Linked DNA regions of Mus musculus: region 1 is linked to region 2. A link is a loop called in an ENCODE intact Hi-C map of the cell type or tissue named here. Cell type or tissue: gastrocnemius. All regions are shown on one strand. Links, peaks and the distances in the headings refer to the core of each region. The heading gives the core; the rest is flanking DNA.

Region 1 (7,577 bases), core at 2,150-4,649, 400 kb after region 2:
ACACATGTGGCAGCATTATAATCCCATCAGCTAAAGCAGGTGGGAGAGAAAGGAACTGTTTTCAGGTCACTCGCCTAACTGCTCTCTTTAGAAGTGAGACTAGAGACACAGGCGTAGGGTGGCTTCTGGTTACCATCAGTCAGAGTCACATTTCTTCCTTGTCCTGCGACTTGGGCAGTGCTGCATGTCACTAGCTGTTCAGACTGTAACGATAAGCATAGCAGTGCCCTGTCTATCTGGAAGCAGCAGCATCTACAATAAGAAAAAGTCTAGTCAGCAAAACCTCACCTCTTACATCATTCTACTCTTCAAGTACCACCCTGTGAAATCATTGTTGAAAAGAGGAAGGCCTTTTATAATTCTGACCTCTTTTAAGTGGGCTGCACTTTCTAGCGACTCAGGACAGCCTTGTGCAATCGTTTATTGCTGCAAGTTTTGGCAGCCAAGTCAGCAAAGCCTCGTCCAGCCATCTAGCTCTCGTCTAGCAGGGAGCAGTAACCTTTTTATAGCTCCTGTTTGGTCCCTTTTTACTGTGCCACTGATCATTGCTACTGTAACAATGCTTCTGTGGAAGGCATCTTAAGCTGTTTATTTTTATGCTTTGTAAGCAAAGGTCTTACATAAAATACTGGGAAACTGTAGCAGCATGCAAAGAACGTGAGTTTGAATAGAATTCAGTCAAAGCTTTCTGTCGTGGGCAAGTTACTTGCTCTTTCCAAGCCCTGGTTTTTCTTTCTCATCTATATACTGGACATAATGGGATATTTTTCCATCAGCTCCCTGAGGATGAAATGAGGCAACCCTTGTAAGCACCCTTAGTCTACTGAGGAAAAGCTATTCTACAAATGTTGCATCTGTACTTAGTAGTTAGGTTTGGGGACCTGTTCACCATTCCGTATGTGTGCAGTGAGACTCAGACTCACTTAGCTCAAGGAAGCTGGTTTGCTTCTTGGATATACCTATCTTCCATTTTTTTGTTAATGTTTGCTTACCTCGGTGCACAACAAAGCTTCAGTTTCATGTTTTTAGTCATTTTCTATAGTGTGGCAGATTCTATTATCCAGACTCTATTATATGATCCTTGAGATTGCTTAAGTCGCTGGCTCCCTCTGTTCAGGTTGTGTGTCATAGCACTCTGCACTTCAAGCAACGCAGAGTATGTGGGAAATATTTAATCATACACATGGAAGAGCTGAGTGAATTCAAATAATAGAGAACCTTACTATCCTTTCTGTGTTTTCTCCCCCTCATAAGACCCTGTCATTGAGGTCCTTGACTTAATGGCCTCCTTTCATAGCTACCCAGAAAGGTTGAAATCTTCTCAGACTTCAGTTCCATTTTACCTAAAGGCCCTCTCTGTTCAGAATCGATTCCAGGATGCAGCCTGGACCTCGTGCCCTTGACCGAGGTATCGGCACTTCCAACTCCTTCTAAACTTTCACAGTTCTGATAAGCTGCATCAGAACTTCAGAGGGAAACAGAGAGTGTGAATTAGAACAAGCTGCATGGCAGGTGGACTTAGTACAGGCGGTGCTAGGATTGCTTGTCTCTCCAGGAGCTAAAGTTCTAGAGCAGAAGACCCTGCTCGTGGGATCCAGCTTCGTATCACACGGCTCGACACAGGTGTCCCAAAGACATTGTGAATAAGACAAGACAAGCAAGTCCCTGGGTGCCAGTCCATGGGACTCTTTTCTTTCTGTTCTTGTGTTTGGTTTGTTGTTACTTAATTGATGGAATAAGATATAATAAGAATAGCAAAGGCAATGGCTTAGTTAATTATTTCTCTGTAAGCACCAACCACTCATGCTTGACTATTGATCCAGGAGTAAGGCCTCCCACCTGTAAAACAAAACTTAAATTTCCTTCTGAATTGGTTATTGATAAGCCTAAAATCATATCTAAATGTAATATTGTATACCCTGACATTCAGTGCCCAGTAATCTCATCATATTTGGTTAATCACATTAGTTCTTTCCTATGGTCTCTTGAGCTCTTATTCTTTGTGTATCTGCATCTACAGTTAAACAGATTTGATTCAGTGTGGTGGTATAGCTCTCTTCACATGTATTTTACCTGTTTTCTGTCAAGTACCTGATATGAATATATGCACACCATACTTCAGTGGCAATCTTCACTTTTAGCCTCTCATCTACTTAGATTTATAGTATGTTTATGAACTACCTTTTAAAGCAAAAGTATATTTTCCATTCCTTTATCATTATATTATGCTTAAAGAAAATTGAGTGAAAATTTTATATCTTTATTTAAAATAAAGTACAATAAAATAAAAATAAAATAAAAAATAAATAAAATACTTTTAAAATAAAAGTAAAATAAACTAAATTTACAATTAAATTAAAATTTAAAAGTAACATAATTTTTAAAATGTAGTTTATTGTTTTGCTTAGGGTTTCCATTGCTATAAAATGACACCATGACCAAGCCCACTCTTATAAAGGACATTTAATTGGGGCTGGCTTACACTTTCAGAGGTGCAGTCCATTATCATCATGGTGGGAAGCATGGTGGCATCCAGGCAGGCATGACACTGGGGAAGGAGCTGAGAATTCTACATCTTGTTCTGAAGGCAAACATGAGGGGACTGTCTCACACATGGCTAGGAGGGGGGTTTCAAAGCCCACCCCACACTGATACACTTCCTCCAACAAGGCCACACCTCCTGAATAGTGCCACTCCTTGGGCCAAGCATATTCAAACCATCACAATTATCAACTCAAATTATCAACATCAGTAATTCTAGGACATTGCCTGCTGTTCTTAGTTTTGACCTAGAACACGTGATCCTCCTGCCCCAGTTTCATAGAATATACCACCACACCTAACACTTTAAAATATTTCTTTAGAAAACTGTTTCTGGTTGACAAGCCTGTTGCAATCAGTGAGTTCATATATTAAACGATATGTTATTCCCTGTTAGATTTATTTAGATTCATCTGGGTCAATGTAATAAGTATATTATGTCCTAGTTATTTTAACTGATGCTTATATCAGTAGTAGTAAATGATCTTGTAAATGACTCGTTTCGATTATGCTTATAGTTTTGAATAAATAAAAAGATTAAAATTAAGAGCACTTAAGTTTATTAGGAAGTAAAATGATTTAAATAGAATCTATCTACCTTGGTCCTATCTGTCTGGTTATAATGTTGGGTACATCATTTGCCTCCAAGTACCAGGGTGTTTTTGTTTATAAAGTTAAAATTCCCTAATGTCATAGATAAGGAATGAGCAAGTGTGTTATTTTTGTATCATGAAACTATTGGATTAATCTGCTGAGTGACCTTATTGTGATACGATGGAGAAGCTGTAGCCCACAATGGGCATGTTTCAGCTGCTGTTGCTATAGAAATATTGAAAGTAATTGGCTTGATAGGAGGAACACAGGGTACATGGGAGATGAGTGCTTTGCTTACAGTCATTTGTGGTTTTAGGTATGAAGGGCATCAACAAGGCCTTCAGCTTGTTTGAAACTTCTCTGGTTGAGGCAAGCTTCCTTCTGAGTGTTAATGTAACAAAGGAGCACTTGCTTTCTTCTTGGCAGTGTAAAGGAGCCTAGGCCTTGGGACATACACATCAGACGTCCTCAGGCAGAGTCTGTTTATGAAACGGTGATCCAGGATCCTCCACTGGGTCAGGGCTTTTGGACAGAGTAGCTGGAAAAGAGAGGCAGGCATTTTTATTAGAATTGATATCCTACTGACTAGCAGACCTCTGAAAGTAGCAAGCCAGTCTCCTGGGAGACTAACTTGAAAGTACCAGAACCTGGCACATTAATAACCAGCACATTAGCAGCCTTTTGCTCTCTTATGGCACTAAATGGTGAAGTTAAAGCAGTCTAGATTTTCAACTCCATTAAGATGTAGTTTTCTTGTACCTCTGCAGGAAAGCTGTCCTTTTATGTACTAACGTTTGTCCTAATGGAATGTTTTAAAAGCAGGGCCCTGCGTGGGTGTTGGAAAAGGAACCAAAGAGTTGGGACAGAGTCTGAAAAATCCACATGAGCATTGCTCTCCCTAATCGCCCACCTCTGCTCTCATCAGCATGATGCTGCTTCTGCCTCCCTCGGTCTCCTACTGCACACACCACCTACACACTTAAACACATCCATTCCTGCTGTCTTACTGTCACCCCACCAGCACTCTCCCAATAAGGAAAAGGGTTCGAGAATGAGAAACATTGTTTTAAAAAACACTCTCCAATGAGGTTGAGTGTATGAACCTGGGTGTAATCACCCTCATTCCTGACCTTCCATATGGCACACCATGTCTGTTGGAGCTGTGATAGGCAAGGGGAGAGTATTAGGCCTGGTTACAAATGAGGCTTTGATATGGTCAAAGGAAAAGGCAAAATGAAAACCAGAAAGCTTTCTTCTGACCTGGTGTCCTTATTTGTTATTTTATTTATTTATCTTATTTATTTTATTCGCTTTATTTATTTACCATGCTGTTACCCTGAAAACTTACATTCATCCTTTTGAAAACACCAGAATGCTGCCAGTAACTGGCCACTCACTTTAAAGTCACAGAAGCTTTCTGGTCCCAAGATTTCATTTGATAGCAACCACTGACTGAATTGTGCCTTCTAGCATTATAGACAACGGGTAAAAAGCCATGACACCTGGTCTTCCCTTCAGTATCTACAAATCATGGAGTCTCAAAACAAAAAGAATGCATTTATGTTTAGAGTTAAGTGTAGTCATAGTGATAAATGCCATCTGCCCAATAGTATAAGTGTATTTTTTAGTGGTTTTCTTTGTCTGTTGGTCTGAAAGGAGCCGTGGAGATATTGGTTCTGCTCCTTTTACTGTCATTTCCAGTAGCAAGAAACTGAGACTTGTACAACTCTGGTGTGATGAGCTTTGTTTTTATCTTATATTTTATTTTGTTGTTCTTTTTTTTAATGAAGGAAGGAAGGAAAACCTAAATGACTGGTTTTTCTCTATTGCCTTCTCTAGGTGGGGTCTGGGATTTTTGTGGATTTGTTTGTTCATTTTTTAGATTTAATTCAAGCTGGATTTAGGGATATATAACCTTGTCTTATTTTAGAGAAATGTTGGGATCAAAATTGTCTTTTTAATGGTAGCGATTCTTTTAAAAATTAATATCTTTTAATATACAGTCATTAGAAGACTAGAAAAAGAAACATATCCAATTCTCCCATGCCGTATCTGCAGTGTGCTGAATGTGCATCTTCTGCCTCTGTGATTGTTTGCGTGGTCATAACCATGGGGCTGTAATAGCCTCTGATGTTGGTGACACATGCCGAGTACTCTCACCTTACTTCCTAATTAGCTACTTGCTTAGTTGTCTAATAGTGTGTCAAACTTTGTTTTGTACAGAAATATTCCATGGACATTCATAAATAATATATACCCTTTCTGAAGAGTGACTCCAAAAGAACTATTTTGTTAGATAAACACATTAATGAGAACATTCCAAGGTCAGATGAAACTGTGGTAAACAAAGAGCCAGTAAAACTACTAGCTGATGAGAAAAAAAAAATGGGATATAGGATCGTGCTCAGTGGTAATCCACTTGCCTACCATTTGTAAGGCAGGAAACAAACAAGGAAACATGAAAAGGAGGGAAACAAAAAAATAGAAAAATAAGCAAAGATAAATTAGCAAATTCTGATAGTTATATTCAAGTTATAGTATTTCAAGAGAATATTTTACAAAGTCAAATATCAATATCCTATAATATGAAAAGCAAAATACAATTTATGACAAAACTACCAGATTAACCAGCGGACATGATGTTATTCGCAAGCCTCCCGTATTGCAGGAAGGATCAGACTTCTTCCCCTTCTGTAAGTATCGCTACACAGAGAAACCCTGTCTTGAAAAACCCAAAAATAAAACAAAACAAAGTCTCACTGCACTGAAATATATAGCAAGCAATCCTGATGAATGATGTGGCAAAATGAAGACACCTGTTCTTTAGAAAGCACATTTCTTTCTGTCTTTGACCAATTAATTACAGGAGTTGGATAATACAATTAATAAGATTGATTGAGTCAAGATACATTGAGTGTGGGGCTGGTGAGATGGCTCAGCAGTTAAGAGCACCGACTGCTCTTCGTAAGGTCCTGAATTCAAATCCCAGCAACCACATGGTGGCTCACAACCATCCACAACAAAAATCTGATGCCCTCTTCTGGAGTGTCTGAAGACAGCTACAGTGTACACACATATAATAATTAATTTAAAAATTTTTTTTAAAAGATACATTGACTGTATAATAAAGAAATTTATTTTCCCGATATCCATAAAATATTTAGAAAAACATTTATCAAATCAAAATCTAAAAGGAAAATACATATGGTACACCAGTTTAGTCCTACATCTTGGGAGGCTGAAGTAGGTATGTTGCAAGTTCATGGCCACTCTTGATTACATAGGGAAACCCTGTCCAAAAGGAAAAAGCAAACAAATTCTGAAAGGGAACTGTAGCTGAATCCAGCAGTTGACTAGCCAAGATAACAGCCGAGAAATGAAAAGTTAAGTAAACAAACACCCTGCTTGTGCAGACTGCTTCAACTACGGAAGGAAGATGATAATGCCTGCCAGACAGAGGACGTGGATGGAGGTCTAAGTCACAGAAGCCACTGTAAGGAGAGTACAGAAAATACCTTGATGCTCATAGGAGATGCTGCCTAAAGAAGGGGTGGGATGCAGGCCATTCATGACAAGTTGTTGGTAACTGAAAAAAAATTCTAGGATATTCTATAACAGTGAATTCAAGGCCAGCTGAGGTTAGAAAAGACCCTGTCTCATGGGGAAGGGTCGGAGGTGGGTGGGAATTAATGAATGCGGTACAAATAAATCTAGACAAATGTTACAAACTGTGGGGGTGAAAAAAGTGTGGGCATAACTATAGACCATTTCCTTTCTCTCCACTGAACCTAGGCTCCTTTGCTCTGAGTAAAATGCTTTAATCCTAGTACACTTTTTCTCAATGTAGCCTTGCTAACATGCACAAAACCTTAATTTCAAAACCCATGCTTCATAAACCAGGTATGCTAGCACATACCTGTAACTACAGCCAGGGAGGTGAAGACAGGGTGATTAGGAGTTCAATGCCAGCCAGGGGTGCAGTAGACCTTCCCTCAAAAAAAAAAAAAAATCACATGTTTCATAGGAAAGATGCTTTTTCTGTAAATCTAAAATATGCAAGGGGGGGGGGGGACCCTCAACCTCACCAATGTAGATGAAAGTCAGAAGTGCTACCTGAGAAAAGGCGAGGAAATGTCACTAACAGGGTTTCTCCTATCTTCAAAGAACAAATGATGCCTGCAGTGTCTCCACCCTCAGCCTTCTGAGACCCTAACTTAGCCTGCCTCAGGGAGGGAGTGCTAATCTAACTGCACATGTGGAGAAAGCCTAAAAGAAATGTTGAGTTCAGTGCTGCGTGATAAATTGGAGTGGTAAAGTGAATGCCACATAGTAAAATATTCTCAATTATTTGATGAGTGCAATATTTGAACAATATTAGCAGCCTTTAAAATACTTGGTTTAAACTCATATAGCACATTGGGGCAGGGAGAGAATATGAGTGT
Region 2 (7,577 bases), core at 1,958-4,457:
TCACTTATACACATGCACATGCACTCAAACACACCAACACACTGAGATACACATATGCTCACCCATTCATATGCACATATGTCCCCACACTCACATACACACATCCCACACACTCACAAATACATGTCCACATAGTTATATGCACACACACACACACACACACACATACACTCACACATTCATATACAGTAGGCTCACACATTCAAATGCACACGCTCTCACACTCAGATACATACACTCACACATACTCATACACTCACACACACACACACACATGACCCCCACACACATACACACACACTCACACATACATATACTCACACACCCTCACACACACTCTCACCCACACACTCTCTCACATGGATGCACTCACACACTCTCACAAACACTCACAAACTCACGCACACATACACATGCACACACGTACACATACACTTATACTCATATACACATATACTCAGACACACTCAAAGACACATGCTCACACACTCAGACACATATGTTCACACACACACACACACACACACACACTCATATTCACAAACTCATAGACACGGTCACACGCTCAGACATGCATACACTCAAATATACAAACACACACATGCTCACACACTCACTCACATATACTTACACACACACTCAAACACATCTTCTCACTCTTAGAAACACATTTGCTCACATACACACACTCACAGACGTATAGTCTCACACACATGCTCATGCATTCAGACATACATATCCACACACATACATACACTCATGCACACACTCACACGTACACGCTTAGATACACATATGCACACACATTCTCACACAGTCACACACTCATACACATCTTGTCACACTCACACGGTCTACACAGGCAGGGAAGATTGTGCTGGGTGCGAGTCAGCCGCATTTCATAAATAAGAAGGCTGAGCTCTAGCTTACAGCAAAGGCCACATTAAAACCGGAAGTGGCAGCTGGGCTCCGTTCCAGACCCACTCAGTCCCCATTCTCCAGTGACACCTCCTTACTAGGTCATAGAAGCAGTGGCAGAGGGGGTTCTCAGAGTGCAGGCTATTTCTCTATGTCCTTTAGCTGAGCTATTTTTGTGACTATTCAGTACATGTACAATGCTGCCTCTCGAGTGTTCTGGCCAGACTGAGAGTGCATTCACTCCTGGCTGAAGCCTTGCTGTTCCCCCATGGCAGATTCCATGGAATCCTTGGCCCGGAAACCAGATGGGAACAAACTATTCAAAAAAAAAAAAAAATCCAATTTCTGAGTCTGAGTGTACACAGAAAAAAATTAGCACATGTGCTGTTGGACTAAGTGCATAACAGTGCACGGGTGTTTTCTGCCTGTGGGAGGTGAGGGGGTGGTGCTGGGGTCTGTTTACCGTTTAGGCTGCAACCCCCCACCAGTTAGCTTTAAACATAAACCCTGAATTGTTAATTCTCCTAAAAGCTGATCCTATTCTGCTCCCAGCACTTTAGCTTCCTGATGCTCCTGGGACAGAATCACCTCTACTCTTGCCTCCTAATAAACTCAGGACATCTACAGAGGAATCATAAGAGCTAGTTTTTTTTTTTTTTTTTTTTTAGTAGCATTCTCCAGAGCCAACACACATCTTACCTGCTGGCGACACCACACCACCTGGGTTCCATTTTCCTAGTTGTGAAAAGGAAATCAAATTTTAAGAAGGTATAGATGAGCTGATCTGCACATAGGCCTTAGACGATTACAATCTACTGCATAGGAACTGCTGTTAGCTTCTTAAATCCTTTTCTAATCTGTGACTGATAGCACTTTTCCTTGTGCCAGGCTTCTGGCCCTCTCAGCTGTGGCCTTCATCTCTGAACTTATTTGCTTTCCTGGGTTTCTGCCTGCTAGGTTTTACCTATTCATTAGCCATGCTATGAATTTTCATGCATTTAATCTTCATTTATATATTGTTCATTCCTTTAATAGACTTCTCTGTGTGTGAGGGGTGTCTACTGTGTGACAGCTTTTCATAATTCTCTGAGCTAGTTGAAGTCTGCATGTAGTGTCTGTGCGGGTCACTGTGGACATTACTACAGAGTTTCTGATGGGCGTGTTCACTCTGTCCTCCTAGGGTTTAGGGGCCATAGAAGGTAAGGTGCATATTAGTAGTACTTATGATCCTTCATTGAAAAAGAAGGAGCTAGTGCAGGTCTGTAACCCCAAGGCAGAGGTGGAGGATGGCAACTTCAGAGCGGCATGGACTATAGAGCAAGTTCAAGGTCATCCTGAATAATTTGATGAGAACCTGTCTCAAAATAAAAAGTATGAAGAGGGGCTGGGGAATGGGGCTCAGTGGTTGGGTCCTGGGGAGTGGGGCTTAGTGGTGGGGTCTGGGGAATGGGGCTTAGTGGTGGTGTCTGGGGAATGGGGCTTAGTGGTGGGGTCCTTGGACAAGTAGTGAATGAATATAAGGAGCTACCCTTTGTAGGTGTTGATTTCCTCTGAAGAAGGCATGATGATAGGAGACAACATTGGTTCATGAGAGAGCCGTGAGATGAGAAGAGAGGAGTAAGGAGCTTTGGAGTCAGGAAGAGGGTGGATCTGGGGCAAGAGCACCACTGTCATGACAGCAAGGCCAGGCTGAGGAGAGGGGAGCTGTGGCATCTGAGAAATGGAACAAGACTAGGATATCCTCTGGACCATAAAGCTGTTCCCTCAAGAAACCTTTTCCCTTAAGTGGCATAAAATGTGACCTGAAGTGGGTCTGAGGTGGAGTAGGGAGGTGGAGTTTGTGGAGAGAAAGTGAAAATGGTTTTCTGGAAACTTCCTTTGCCAACAATTCTGCATAGATGCCTCAATGAAGGAGGTTGGCAAGGCAGAGCTGAGGCGGCAGCTCCCTTGTTGTTTCTGTGTCCTGATCACTTTCCCAGGCTTGCATGCCTTCTTCCTTCCCTTGAGCTTCATTCCAGTTAGTGGCTGCTGAGATTCAGACACAGACAGACAGACAGACAGATAGACAGACAGACAGATATACACAGGATAAGCAGGTGATGTAAATCTGCAATTATCGTTGGGTTAAAAAAGGTTGTGTTAGATGCACGTATGCGTTTGGCTCATCTGTTTCCTATTGGCTGCAATCCTCTCTCCCCGTTAATGCGCCAGTCCTTTGCCATGTCCAGTTGCAGCCAGAAGAGGAGCACTGCCTGGTACAACCGGTTCCAGGGAAGAGAGCAGGACTGTTTTGAAGAGCTGACGTTAGAGGCTTGGCAGGAGTTAGTTTCATAGCCTTTCAGTGTGCACTGTTTTTTAGCTCTTTGTGTTTCTTAACATTGACTGTTGAAGGTTTGCCCAAGAGCATATAAGAAGGAAACTCACCTGTGGGCACATGTTTGCATGTGGATGCAGGCCTTGAGGGAACTTTTGGGGATGCCCATTGTAAGGACCTCATGCTGTGTGTGCCCTCTGGATACTGGCTTTTGGGGAAGGTTTTCAGTGGTGGGGGAAGCTGTGATCACTCTACAGCTGAGCATCCCTGGAGGCTGGCTGCAGAGTCTTCAGTGCTGTGACAGACCTGGGCGCTCTGTGTGAGTGAGAGTGGCCTGTTAGTTTGGTAAAGGAAAGAGAAGTTTCTAATTAAGCCAAAGAGTATAGAAGGGGAATGAAGGTTTGTAGAGGGACGTGGGACTGGCAGGCTGGAATGCATGGGCATGGGGGTGAGGCATTTGCCTCCAATCAACAAATTTTCCAGGGCCTTCCTACAATGCTGGGGACTTTCTTCTAGAAGTTGTGCAGAGCTGTTACAGTGGATTTGGGGAAGGGCTGTTGCAAGATTACTCTGTGTGTGTGTGTATGCTGTTTTCCTTTTTTTTTTTGTGTATTTCAGTCTTTTTAGGAACGGTTACGCAGCTGTACCTCTGGGCAGTGTGCCTGCCTGACTTTACAGGCCTTTCCTTTCCTTGTTCTGCCTGGCTCAGCTCCTTCTCATGCTCCTATAATGAAGTGTGGCAGCAAGGCCCCTGGCGCTGCACTGAGCCCTAGGATCTGACCCAGTGCAAGCCCTTGTGGTTGTCCTCCTCTCCCGCCCTCTTCCCCCTCCTCTCTCTCTCTGTCACCAGCCACCCCCAGCAGCTGCAGCCACAGCCCTCCACTCCCTTAAATAAATAAGCCAGTCGCTCGAAAGGGTTCCAAGCACATTAGTCACATATCCCAGAAGTTTAATACAAAATTATTTTGACAGCGAGCACAAGAAGGTGCTTTCTAGCTGAACGCACAGAACTGGCTTTTTCCAGCTGGGCCTCCTGCCTCACAGACAGATGATACGTTTTGTAGATGGAAAGGCTGTGCGGTGCCTGCGACCGCGGTGCTTGCAACCCTTGGATGTGTAGCAAACTGCTCACTACCAAATGCGTAACCAAATGGGACCAGATATAAAACCAGGGCTGGGACAAGAGAGCTATTTCTCTCTCTTGTTTATTAAAGTCTCAAAAGAACTGGAACAATGACTCCCCCGTCAACGTCCTCCCCAGTGACAGACAGAACACCCTGCTCTCACGGGGCTGTCAGCATGCACCTGTCCCTGGAACCCTCTTTTCCTCTTGGGCTTGTGTCTTCTGGGCTGGGAGGCGGAAGGCGAGAGAAGGGAGAATATCAAGTTTTTATTGTGAGCATAACTTTCTCACTAATAGCTTCCATGAGTCACTGGGAGATTTCTGTTTATTTATTTATCTGGCTCCCTCATCTTTTTAAAACCCAGGCTTCTGCATGTCCTGAAAGTCAGGACAGCTCCAGTGGTCGCAGTGTAGGTGGCTCTTCATGCATCCAGCTGAGTAGTGCTTCCCCAAGTATTTTCTGACTCACTTATGTAGCACTTTTTGTTGCTGTCACTGGGCAGGTTAAAGGGTCCTGACTGACCTTCGGCCACACTTGCTTAGAGCTGATAATGTCCACTTTGGCACATAGAAGGAGGAATGAAGAACCCATGCACACTGTGGCTACCTATGAGAGATTTCCCCTTGGTATTCCACAAAGCATCTGAGGAGTCAGACATGTCTCCTCATACAGCTTGGCTCTTTCCTTTAGGGTCCTGCCTAGAGACAGAAGGCCTTTTCCTGAACAACGCTGCTTATTCTGAAGGTTTCAACTGGTTGTGATAGGGCTGATAAATCCTTTAGCCTCAGTGTTTTCTGTTTCTCTCACTGGGATCCATTTTTAAAAACTCTTAACAAAAATCTCCTTGGCTTCTACCCTGGGCTAAGTCGGCCGTCCACATTGGTTTGTCTCCATGGGACCCACTATAGAAGCCACTGTGTTAAATGCTTCATGTGGAGACTTGGTGACTGTGCCCTGCCTTCTGTCTTTTGCCTCTGTCCATCTCCCAAACCTGAGAACTTGGCATCTGTGCAGATGGGCCCACATGGGCTAAGTGTTAGCCTTGTTGGCCTTCTCTGGACAGTTCTCTCAGTAGGTTCGATACCCAGCATTCCTCAGGCCTTCATACCTAAGTCTAGACTCGCCTATCTTGGAAACTACTGGGCTGCTGGCCAGTCCATCATAGCTGTTTATAACACTGCAGTGACAGGGATACTCTCAGGAAGCCGTTGCTCCAGTGCTGGGGACAAAAGCCTCTGTCATAGGCGTACCCATGAGAAGAATAGTGCAGTTTCTAAGCTGCTTTTAGGGAAACTTCAGGCTGAATTTATCCAGGCAGTGGAAGGTAGACATGGGTTTCATCTCCTCAGTGACCAGCTGATGCTTCTCTAACTGTGTCCATGTGGCACTGTGCTCCAGCTGTGATCATGTGACACTGTGCTCCAGCTCCAGTTCCAGCTGTGATCATGTGACACTGTGCTCCAGCTCCAGCTGTGTCCATGTGGCACTGTGCTCTAGCTCCAGCTGTGTCCATGTGACACTGTGCTCCAGCTCCAGCTGTGATCATGTGACACTGTGCTCCAGCTCTAGCTTTGTCCATGTGACACTGTGCTCTAGCTCCAGCTGTGTCCATGAGGCACTGTGTTCCAGTTCCAGCTGTGATCATGTGATGCTGTAGTTTTTTGCCCTTTGTGATCACACTTCATATTCTCACCCTGCAAAGACATTTCTGGAGAACTTTTCTAGCTAAGGTCTCATGTGAATCTTATGGTGACTCTGAGGCTATGGATACTGAACTGAACAAGATTATGCATGCTTGCCCAAGTTCACTTGTGGCAGAGAATCATGGGAATTTGAACCTAAGCTTGCTGGTTCTGATTCATGCCTTCGCACTGCAGCAATCGCTGTCATTCAGCAGGAATTGTAAAGCTATTGACAGGCTCAGGGTACTAAGTGCTTAGTTGTATGTCAAGCACTGTTAGATACTTCATTAAAAGCCTGTTTAATCTTTTAAACTACTCTATAAAATGGGAATGATTATGTCTGTTTTACAGAATAACTAATTATATGGCAGATATTACCTTGTTCACTGTTCAACTTCACAGAGCTGAAGGTTCTCAGATTCTAATTAGAATCATCTCTGGGGGATTTTCCCGTATAGAATGTGACCCTTGCCTGTTCTCAGTCCTTACTAGAAAGATAAAGAATAGAATACCAAAACCAGGAAAGGTGTCTTGTGGGTGACCACATTCTGTATGAGTCTTACATGGAGTTCAGAGCTCAGAGTTTAAAGAGCGCTTTTTCCTTTCTCTTCATTCCATCGGGTTCTTTTTAAAAACGCAAGATTTTATACATTTACATTAATATTAGTAAGCTTCCACCCTATTGAGTTGTGTACTAGTGGGCAAGGGATTTCTACTTCTAAGACCTCTTTTCCCTTTTTCACTAGAATAATTAGTCTTCCTAGTCAAACCTTTCTAAGTTTGATATGATTTTGGGATGTGTAGGTAACTAAAATGTTTTAAATGGAATAAAAATTTCAGCGATATTTCAAATACCTTTTTTACTTCTGAAATGCAGTTTCCAAAAATTGAAAGTCGATACCAGTGGAAGAAGTGCCTGTGCCATGCAGGAAGACAAAGGCTCAGCACAGGCTCTGGTTGTCTACGCAGTTGTGCCTTGCTTTCTTTGGAATGAACTTTTTCCCCCCTAGCACTTAAGTTTACAACAGCTCTCACTTCCAAACACACAAGCGTGGCTGTGCTCTTGGACACACATCCATAGACAGATACATACAATTGTGAAGGTTTTATTGCTCCCGTTGGCAGCTTGAACCTGGGAGAGTGGGACCTAAAAGGGAAGCTGATTAAAGTCTCATGTAATAGCCAACTTTATTTAGAGCACTGGACAGTTTATACGCTGAGGGTTAAGAAGAGTCGCCAGAGTTAAATGCACAATGAAAAGGACACGACAAGAAATGTTTTCCCATAGAGGCACGTGACTAAAACAGCTGCAGTAAACTCATTCCCATGCCTTCACGTGGGGGGAACACAAAATCGCATTCTTTGTTTTAAAGAAACTTACTTCACAAGACTTTTGTCTTGTTTTTGTTTGTTTGTTTGTTTGTTTTTTGGGTTTTGTTGTTGTTGTTGTTTTTGTTTGTTTGTTTGTTTGAGTTTTCTCACAAGGCCTCAGGAATCTCTCCTCACACAGCTTCATCCATGGCCCGTGTTTCCACGGTG

The links. A loop is a pair of places that touch in the nucleus more often than their neighbours do. Peaks named below come from ENCODE experiments on the same cell type or tissue, not always from the same donor. Only the 100,000 strongest peaks of a DNase experiment are listed, where the experiment ranks them.
Region 1: a loop joins it to region 2, with 2.1 times the contacts of the local background. A loop is called at or near these places in 2 of 42 quality-filtered maps.

Annotation. Positions count from the first base shown.
Region 1 is chr16:24,891,317-24,898,893 of GRCm38, forward strand. All of the region lies in intron 10 of Lpp (LIM domain containing preferred translocation partner in lipoma), which reads left to right. Among named protein-coding and RNA genes, the nearest start is that of Gm22672, 11 kb to the left of the region's middle. In gastrocnemius, for the core only: no CTCF peak of the experiment used is centred there; no DNase peak of the experiment used is centred there; H3K27ac peaks cover 2,177 bases.
Region 2 is chr16:24,486,892-24,494,468 of GRCm38, forward strand. The region is part of intron 3 of Lpp (LIM domain containing preferred translocation partner in lipoma); the gene reads left to right. Among named protein-coding and RNA genes, the nearest start is that of Gm24440, 84 kb to the left of the region's middle. In gastrocnemius, for the core only: no CTCF peak of the experiment used is centred there; DNase peaks (open chromatin) are centred at 3,153, 3,441, 4,023 and 4,274; H3K4me3 peaks cover 354 bases; H3K27ac peaks cover 2,500 bases.